Linked DNA regions of Mus musculus: region 2 is linked to region 1. Evidence: chromatin loops called from intact Hi-C (ENCODE). Cell type or tissue: heart. All regions are shown on one strand. Links, peaks and the distances in the headings refer to the core of each region. The heading gives the core; the rest is flanking DNA.

The links. A loop is a pair of places that touch in the nucleus more often than their neighbours do. Peaks named below come from ENCODE experiments on the same cell type or tissue, not always from the same donor. Only the 100,000 strongest peaks of a DNase experiment are listed, where the experiment ranks them.
Region 2: it touches region 1 in a loop (4-fold over the local background); 5 of 42 quality-filtered maps call a loop at or near these places.

What each region holds. Positions count from the first base shown.
Region 1 is chr12:83,365,169-83,370,696 of GRCm38, reverse strand. It overlaps Dpf3 (D4, zinc and double PHD fingers, family 3), which reads left to right. Exons shown (of 11, transcript NM_001267625.1): 2 at 33-193. Among named protein-coding and RNA genes, the nearest start is that of Dpf3, 120 kb to the left of the region's middle. In heart, for the core only: a CTCF peak has its summit at 3,007 (motif pointing left); no DNase peak of the experiment used is centred there.
Region 2 is chr12:83,422,490-83,426,401 of GRCm38, reverse strand. All of the region lies in intron 1 of Dpf3 (D4, zinc and double PHD fingers, family 3), which reads left to right. Among named protein-coding and RNA genes, the nearest start is that of Dpf3, 63 kb to the left of the region's middle. In heart, for the core only: CTCF peaks have their summits at 1,147 (motif pointing right) and 2,116; a DNase peak (open chromatin) is centred at 1,511; H3K27ac peaks cover 2,225 bases.

The sequences.
Region 1 (5,528 bases), core at 1,493-3,992:
GTCTCACCCCATTGCTCTCTTGTTTCCTGAAGGCTTGGGGACCAGTTCTACAAGGAAGCCATTGAGCACTGCCGGAGCTACAACTCGAGGCTGTGCGCAGAGCGGAGCGTGCGTCTCCCCTTCCTGGACTCGCAGACTGGGGTGGCTCAGAACAACTGCTACATCTGGATGGAGAAGAGGCACCGCGGCCCAGGTAAGTCATGCCACTCCCAGCATGCACAGCGGCTCCAGCTTGGAGGAAGGAATACTATGGTGTCTAGGAGTTCACACAGCTGGGCCGGGTTGGGAGTTAGATAAGCTAGACTCACAGTGAAGAAATTTAGCTGTGTATACAGTTTATCCAAGGGACCAGACAAAGATGATGTGAGGTGTTTATCTCAAAGAAGTCCAAAGAAAGCAGTCTTCATTTTCCACCCTCGGGTGTTGGCTAAAATCTGTAAATGTGTTTAGCTGTGGGTGAGGCTTAGTTTTGTCATCAGAACTCTGTCCCCGAGGCTTGTCGTCTGTGGAGTGTGGATAATCTCATTATTTACTACACGGAGTTTATCAGGATTAAATGGAGATATCTATAAACAACTCAACATACTATATGCTCTAAAATGTTGAATATTATCATTGTTATGACTGTGATTCTAAACTTCTGGGCTTCTAAGAATAGAATAAAACCCACTGGTGTAGATTAGGGAGATAACTAGTTCTAGAGATGCATTTTTCTGTGGTCATATTTACTTATGTTAAAATATGTGTGTGTGTGCTCACATGCATGTGTCTATACCTGTTTCCATGTGTGCATAGGGTGCACGCATGCATGCATGTGTGGTGTGTTACATGTGTGCATGCAAGTACCTTCCTTCCTTAGTTGTTCTTCATCCTGGTTTTTGAAACAGGGTTTATCACTTTTGCCGGGAGCTTGCTGATTCAGCTTGGCTGTCTGGCCAGTGAGCCCCAGGGATCTGCCTGTTCTCCCACCCTCCCCAGCTCTGGGATTAAAAGTGTGTGCATTTATATGGTTTCTAGGGATTGAACTAGGTTCCATACTTTCATGGTAAGCACATTGCTGACCGAGCCATCTTTGTAAACCCCCTCTCTTTCGGTAAGGTCTCACATAGGCCAGGCTGATCTAACTTTCTACGGAGCCAGTGACGACCAGGAACTCTTCCTGATCCTCTACCTCTCAGGCTGGGGTTTGTAGGCCTCTGCTGCCACTCCTTCATGAGTATAGTCAACAAACCTTTTCTGTTGTTTTGAAAAGTTTTATATATATGTAAAATTCAGATAATGGCAAAATAAAATCAGAATCCGCACGGCCAAGCTCCACAACAGGCAGCTCATGGCCGACTGTCTCATCTATGCTTAGCTTTCACCTTTCTCCCTGACTCCGGATGACTTTGAAGTAGATCTGGGACAGCACATCATGTCACGTATAAATACTCTGGACTTAAAATGTCAAACTAGTTGGGTGCCGTGGGACATGCCTGAAATCACGGTGGTTAGGAAGCTGAGACAAGAGGATTGCTAGTGTGCCTGGGATGCAGGACAAGCCTCTGCCTGAGAGGACAAAGGAGAAGATCAAGCCAGCCCAGGACCACTACCTAATCAAATGGTCAACATTCATTTCTCCTGCTACCTCTACTGTAAGCTAGGGTCCAGACAGGATTCCTGCATTGCAACTGTGACACTGCCCTTAGACATCTGCAGGCTTCGCTGAGACTCTTTCTCCCTTGTATGTTATTTGTTGAAGAAACTGGGTTGTTTGCACTGTAGGGTTTCCCAGAGCTCAGATTTGCTGATTGCATCCCCATGGTGTTATTGCTGTGAATTGGTAATTAGGTCTGGAGACTTATTCAGGCTCTCTCTCTCTCTCTCTCTCTCTCTCTCTCTCTCTCTCTCTCTCTCTCTCTCTCTCTCCTCTCTCTCTCTCTCTGGCAAAAGCAGGTGGTAGTTTGGGCTTTCACCAGGAGGCTCATGCAGCCTGATTATCCCCTTTCACTCACGTTACCAGCCCTTCGTGATAACTATCCAGATTCTTATTCCATTAAAGAGTTGCAAAGAACCCCCCCCCAAAACCAACCAACCAAAAACCCAGTGTGGCATTTGATTAGAGGCCATGGTGGTTTTTCATTTATTAGCTCTACAGCCTCTGTAAAGAAAAACATCCCCTCATTAAAACGTTTGGTTATTATGAGGTACAGCTGACAGGAGATAAAGGATGTTTCCCTTGTATTTATTTACCAGTTTTCAGAATAATGAGTTGGTTCCTTGGTCTTGTCCAAAGTTGATCAATGTGGTTATTTTAAGTGCTATCATGAACTCGGATTTAAGCCCGTTTGATGCACTTTAACCCACTGCAGCCGTTATTCTGATTGATGCCTATGCTGTCCCATCTTTGTCCGGAAGGGCTTTGGAAACGGCCTCAGTTCCTTCTGATGGCTTCCTTGCCCTCCTGATATTGAGACAAATCGATGTTAGCTCACCTTATGCACTTCCTGCCTTAGACCTAGATGGACGTGCTTCTCCTAGAAGCCCTGGTTTCTTCTTGTCTTCATAGATGCTCTGAAATGAGCATCTATGCTCCCTAGGTTGATCATGGTTTCTCAGACGTTTTAGCCAGCATCCCATGAAGTATGATATTTTTAAGTGAATGCTATTGAATTATACTATTTCCTAGCCAATTCAGTTTTAAATAGTTTGTTTTTAACTATATTTATCCCATATCCCTTTTCTCAGATACCCACCACACACACACACACACACCAGAGTGCATGCATGAGGATATCTACCACACATGTACATACACATGTATGCAAATGCATGCATAAATACACACATATGCATATACCCCTGAACCTGGATTTAATGATGTGGACACCCTTGCTTTATCACATACAGAGTGCACAATAGGCACATTGGTAGTTCAGTAACAGCAGGGCTATTTGTAGTAAGATTACCGGACAGGACTTGACAGTTTTTCTTTTTGCACTTTGTATCTCTTGCCCTCTTGTGGTGTCAAGCCACTGTGCCTCAAAGTCACTTCAGATAGTCTTCTGTGTTAGTTGTGACAGTAAGTCTTCTACATAGTTGGATTTATAGGTTTCATTTTGGTTTTACTTGTTAAGGGTTGATCTGTTTAGAGGATTCATAGAATTTCTTTTCTTTTCTTTTTTGTTTTTGTTTTGTTTTTGTTTTTGTTTTTGTTTTTCAAGATAGGGTTTCTCTGTAGCCCTGGCTGTCCTGGAACTCACTTTGTAGACCAGGCTGGCCTTGAACTCAGAAATCTGCCTGCCTCTGCTTCCCAAGTGCTGGGATTAAAGGCGTGCACCACCACACCCAGCGAATTTCCTTTCTTAAAATTAGCTTCTCATGTTAAGTTGCCATATACCTCCTGGGAATTGCACACGGCACCTAGAACACCTTTCTGGTTTTCGTTCGCTTTCCCCAAAGATCACACCAGAAGTTGATAATGGTAAAATGTGTGTGAGAAGTGTGAGAAGCTTTTGCCTTTCTTTCTTTCTTTCTTTCTTTCTTTCTTTCTTTCTTTCTTTCTTTCTTTCTTTCTTTCTTTCTTTCTTTCTTTCTTTCTTTCTTTCTTTCTTTCCTTCCTTCCTTCCTTCCTTCCTTCCTTTCTTATTATTTAAAACAATTTTAAAATGAAAATATATCTCCATCATGTTCTTCCCTCCCCCAAATCCTTCCAGATCCCTTCCCCCTTCCTGGCCTGCCATCTTTAAGTTCTTTTTCAAAAAATGGACGAAACTCTAAGACAGAAACAAATCCCCCAAACCAAGAAAACAAAATAATAATAAAAAACCCACCACACTATAACCAAATAAAGACACACGTGCATACACATACACACAACATACATACACACAACATACATACATACACACACGCATATACACACACACACACACAACTGAGGAGTCTATTATATGTTGTCCAACTGCTCCTTAACATGAGGTTTGCTCTGGAGTGGTTGATATTCCCAGTGTCACTCTACTGGAGAAAACTTGATTTTCCTGCTCTCAGCAGGTGTAAGTGACAGTTGTTAACTTTTACCCCAGTGTATAGGTTTTCATTCATTCACTCACTCATTCATTCAAAAAATATAAAAATAGTATATAATAAGAAAAGACAAAAACTATACCATTGAAGTTGGACAAGACAAACCAAGAGAAGGAAAAGAGCCCAAAAGAAGACACAAGAAACAGAGATCCACTCATTCACACACACACACAAGAGTCCTATAAAAACACTAAGCTGGAAGCCGTAATATAAGTGCAGAAGACCTGGTGTAGACCTGAGCAGGTCCTATGCATGCCGCTTCAGTCTCTGTGAGTTCACATGAACTTTGCTCATTGATTTAGAGGGTCTTAGTTTTTCTTTGTGTCCTCTATTGTCGCGCCCGCTCTCGACCAGCAAGAACTACGCGACCACCAGTCCTTCTAACAGCAGTTTATTCAGTCCTGATTCTTCTTGTTTATATCTCCCCCGAACCCTGGGCCTCTCACTCCTTTTTTACTCTCTCTCATCCACGCACCGCAGGCCACGCCCCCTCGCCAGTCACGAGGCTTCAGCTAATCAGGGCAGCAGGGGCAAATCTCCACCAAATTGGATTCACCTGTATCCTGGTACACCTGCGCAGCACTCAAGATGTTTGTGTCTTATATGAGGAAGTCAGGTGCAAGTCATATGACTTAGCTGCAGTCCCTGGCGCCTTTGGGACTGCCGCCACACCCGCTCCCCACACTCTATCACCCCTGGCTCATACACCCTACCTCCTCTTCCATGGGGTTTCCTGGAGATCCTGTCATTTTATCCCATGTAACCAATACTATAATCAAGACAGGAAACTCCTCAGTGCAAAGATCTCTTTCATATAACTACTTCATATCCACACCCAACCTTTCATCTCATCAGGTCCCCTTACCAAATTCATTTATAAGATAGCTGTCCTACAGACCAGTTAACTCAGTTGGATAGATGGTGGCACTAATAAAAGAACCATTTTTAAAATAAACATTTTCTCTCTACTGATGAGCACATCAAATCATCAAACACAATTTTCAGTGCTTGAAGAATGCTTATCGAATTTACTTAAAGATGTGTGATAAGGGTTAGATTGCCTTTGTTGGAGAACATGTTTATTTTTCCTTTATTCCCAATGAATACTTGTGCTAGGTATAAAATTACAAATCGATTGTCTTTTCTGAGTAGCATTTGAAAGACTTGCCATGTCTTAAGGCGGCTAGTGATGAGAAATCTGCCGCCAGTCATGTGGCGTCTCCCTTGTATGAGAATCGTCGTTTCTTTTCACTGTTGTCAAGGGTTTTCTTTGCTTTTATTTTCAAAAGTCTAATGTTGATGTGCCTTGGAATAGATTTATTCAAATCTATTCTGTTTGAAGCTTACTTGGAGTTTTGGGCCTGTTTTTTTCCTGTTTGTTTTTGTTTTCTCTCCAAGTTTGAGAGATTTGTTGGCAATATCTTCAGCCCCATTCACTTTTCTTTTGGGATGCCAAGAGCACA
Region 2 (3,912 bases), core at 812-3,311, 56 kb before region 1:
TGTCTTATTTGAGTGAAGGTTGATGCCGGCAGGGGGTTGGCCAAAAAATTATGTACAGGGCCTGGGGTTAAAGTGCTTTCTGAGCAAGCACGAGGAACTCCATTTGGATCCTCAGAACCTATGTACAATGCTGCAGTTCCAGCCTCCGAAGGTGGACACACGGGATCCTAAGAGCAAGCTAGCTACTGAGACTACTGAGAGTGGCGAGCTTTGGAATTGATTGAGTCTGCCTCGATGAATCAGGGAGAAGAGCTCTTGAGGACTGCCTCCCTGACAGTAACCTCAGGCTTCCGTACATGTGAGCATACACAAGCATGTGCCCCCACTCATAAGCAACGCTGAGCACAAATACATATGCCCCCCCCCCCCCAAAAAAAATTGAAAAGGAGAAAGGCCAAGTGTGTATGACCTGGTTGTCGGTCATTGAGTGTTGACGTCTCCAGGGGACTGACACTAATGCCGGGGCGAGGGCATGCATGCATGAGGAGCCTTGGGAACATGGCAAGTCAGTTCAGAATGAGGTCACCAGGACTGCCTCATGGAGGGCAAGGATCTCAAGGGTTTTCCCCAAACAAGAAGATCCAGTCTAGGCTAGCAGGTGGTGAGGGCAGAAATACTGAGACCTGAAAGTGTCCCTAAGTCGCCAAGACTGGTCCTGGCAGCCTTTGTTCAAAACCACATTTCTCTTCCAGCCTGGATGGCTCCAGAGCCATCCCAGACTACACCAAATCATCCCAGGAATTTTTCCAGGCGTCGAGCCTCGGGCAAGGCTGAGGGGGAAGACATTCCTTTCTTCCAGACCTTGGGAGAGTCACTTTGTGCTGGAGTTTACTGTCCTCGGAGGGTTCACAGGACAAAGTTAGGGATGCCTGGAGTTGGTCAGAGGAGATAAGCATCGACCCGCTAGGCACCTGGGCTCCTGAAAGTCACGTCACTGTCCTTTCTTCAGCCTTCTTTGATGTACTGGGGTCACCTCTCCTCCTTTCTGTTCAGGTGCATCACGTTGCTGCTTCCCCGAGGGCTCAGTTTCCCCCTTGCTGGAAGGAGGCAGAACATTTTCTGGGCTCCCAAAGCATGTTTCCAACCGGGGGGGGCCTGGACTAGATTTAGACCTTTTGTAGCTTTTGAAATATGTGCCACTAGGTGGCTGTCCCATAGACAAAGGGAAAATGGTGTTTCTTAGTCTGTTTTACTATAAATGAGTACACAGGTCCACAGGATTTTATCATGTATGTTACAACCAAAACCAGAACCAAACAGACAAAGCCTCACTTTTCTGCTATTCACAAGGCAACTGCTTAGTGGTGGTCCAGGGGGAGGGAGGAAGCAAGAGAGGATTCTTAATCCTGGGAGCAGGAATGAGTGCAGAAAATGCCCTGGGAACTTAAGATTCCCCCGGTTCATGTCAGCGCACAGCAGCCCATATATAACCCTGGGCAAGCTTAATCCTCGCTTCCCCGGCTTATCTCAGCCTCACATTCGTGGGCTCACCAGCCCGGAGTCTCTTTGGATGTTGGCCAGGCCTGCTGGGAATGGTAAGAGCTGAGACAGGGACAGAAACTCACGTCCTTGCATGTTGGAATGAGGCCTCCTTCCTCTCCCACTTTCCTGGCCTTTAGATTTTCCTCCTGGCATTGGCACGTAGGCTTCCTGGCCTCACATCTCTAATCTTTTGAAGAAGGGAGACTCTGATCTCAGGTTTGCAGGAGGCTGTGTCAGCGATGCAGATGATTCGAGGTGAGCAGAGGCAGAATGGTAGTAGTTGTACTTTCTCTTTTGGTTGTTTGGTGACGGGGTTTCACAATCCCTAACTCAGGCTGGCCTTGAACTCTTTATGTAGCTTGGGCTGGGTCTGAGCTTGGCAACCCTCCTGCTGCCGCTTTTGGACTCGGTTCCAAATCCTGACATTTCAGGCTTATGCCAACAAGGCTGGCTTAGGTGTCACTTTGAAATCCCGGCTGCAGTCTTGTGAGTTTAAAACCTTCCCCGAGTTTCTCTTTTCCTAGCTAACTTGGATTTTTATGAGGAATGGGAAGGTCTCATGAGAGCAAACGATTCTGGGAAGCTGACAGAGGCCATGTTGGGGATCTTGGGCTTGTACTGGATGTGTGGGCAGGCAGGTGGCGCCTCTATCCTTCTCCTCTCTCGCCTTTTCTCTGGGTTGGGTTTACAGCTATGACCCGCCCTCCCCTGACCCCTAGGTTTCCCCTTTAGAACAGCTGTAAAGGTCACAGCTTGCTTTTGAAGATACGTGGTATTTCTAGAATGGCTTCCATTCTTTGGACAAGAAGCTGAGTTGTACCTAACCTTAACTCCCTTCCTCTTCCTCTCACATTCTTTCTGCCCCTTCCTCTGCCATGTTCCCTGACCGTGGAGGAAGTGATAGAGAGACCATCTATGACTGGTCACTCAACAGGAACCTATTCTTAGTACGTTTGACTGAGTTACAGTTAAGCATCTCTATAGCCATCTGTGACCATCACAAAGACAAGCTTCTCTGGCCAACAGGGACAGCAGCGCTCACCTATGGGCATCAACGGTTAGTTAGAGGGTGATCTGATGGGCACATCAGTTTAGCCAAAACAGCAGAAGTAGCTTTTCCACTCCACCCCATGACCTCCCCAGCCTCAGGCTTTTGGCTTGATTTGTGACCCAGACATGAATTTTGTCCTGTAAATTAGGTATCAAATATAATCAGGCGGGAAACAGTTGTTCAACCCCCCATAACAGGCTTGTCACTGATGCACCATTGACTCGTCAGGCTTGGCCAGGCAGTATTATTACACACAGAGACCATAGCTGAGTATGACTCCTCCTCTTGGGAATTCTCCCCTAGGAGCCTTGCATACCTCCGAGGGCTAGCCAGTAAGAAGGAAGCTTCCAGCCCAGGTCTAGCCTGAATTCTTCATGTCCTGTAATCAAGGCCCATTGGTGTCTTTGGTGATAGGTAATTAGGTAATAAAGTCTAGTGCTACTAGTTCTGGTGCAGAGCTAATAGCAGTGACAACTTCCTGTAGTGTTCTGGGGGCCTCAGGGACCTCCCTGACCAAGTGGTGAGGCAGTATCCCACCCCTGGTACGGGACTATTTCTTTAATAACCTATGGCTCTTGGGAGCATCTTTATCTACCTCATTGAAACACATAAAAATGAAAAGCAACACAACACACTTTTTTATTAGTATTTCAAATATCAGATTCCTTTATGGCACCCCCCCTCCCCACCAGCTTCCCCCTTCCTCTTGTCTCCTTGTCCAGAGTTGTGTGACTTCTTTTCTACTTTTTTTTTTTTTCTGATAATATCCTAGGGTTATACATTTTCACTTAGTTTATTTCTTTTCTCCACCCAAAAGTTGCTTTTCCAAGTGTCCTGGGCTATATCTTTTATATTTTAGTTTTATTATAAAGGGTGATATAAAGCCATTTTTACCGAAGCACACATTATACTTTGAGGCTACTGCCACCCCCATACGGCCTCTCTCTTTCTCTCCCTCCCATAATGCACTTTGTTTTCTTTTTATTTGACAATATACCCACAGCCCAATCCCTTTTTATTCACAGTACCAGGGGGTCGAATCCAAGGCTTTGAATATGCTGGGTAGATAAGAGCTGTATGAGCTATAATCCCAACCTGTAATCCTACTTTAAATAAGGTATTTCAAGTGTGGATATGTAATTTATTTAATTTCACCTCTCTTGATAGGAATTTAGATGATTTTCAATTCTTACCTCAATGGGAAAAATCGAATATGCTTTCCCCATAAGTCACGTGTGCCCATTTTTAGCATGTATAGTCATCAGGACTTCTCAGTTATTTCTGAAGTTTGTATGTAATATGAAGTGAGTGAATTGAAAGATATCTGTTATGTTCTTACCTTGGACAAATATGGATCTCTGACTGTTTTCCTGATGGTT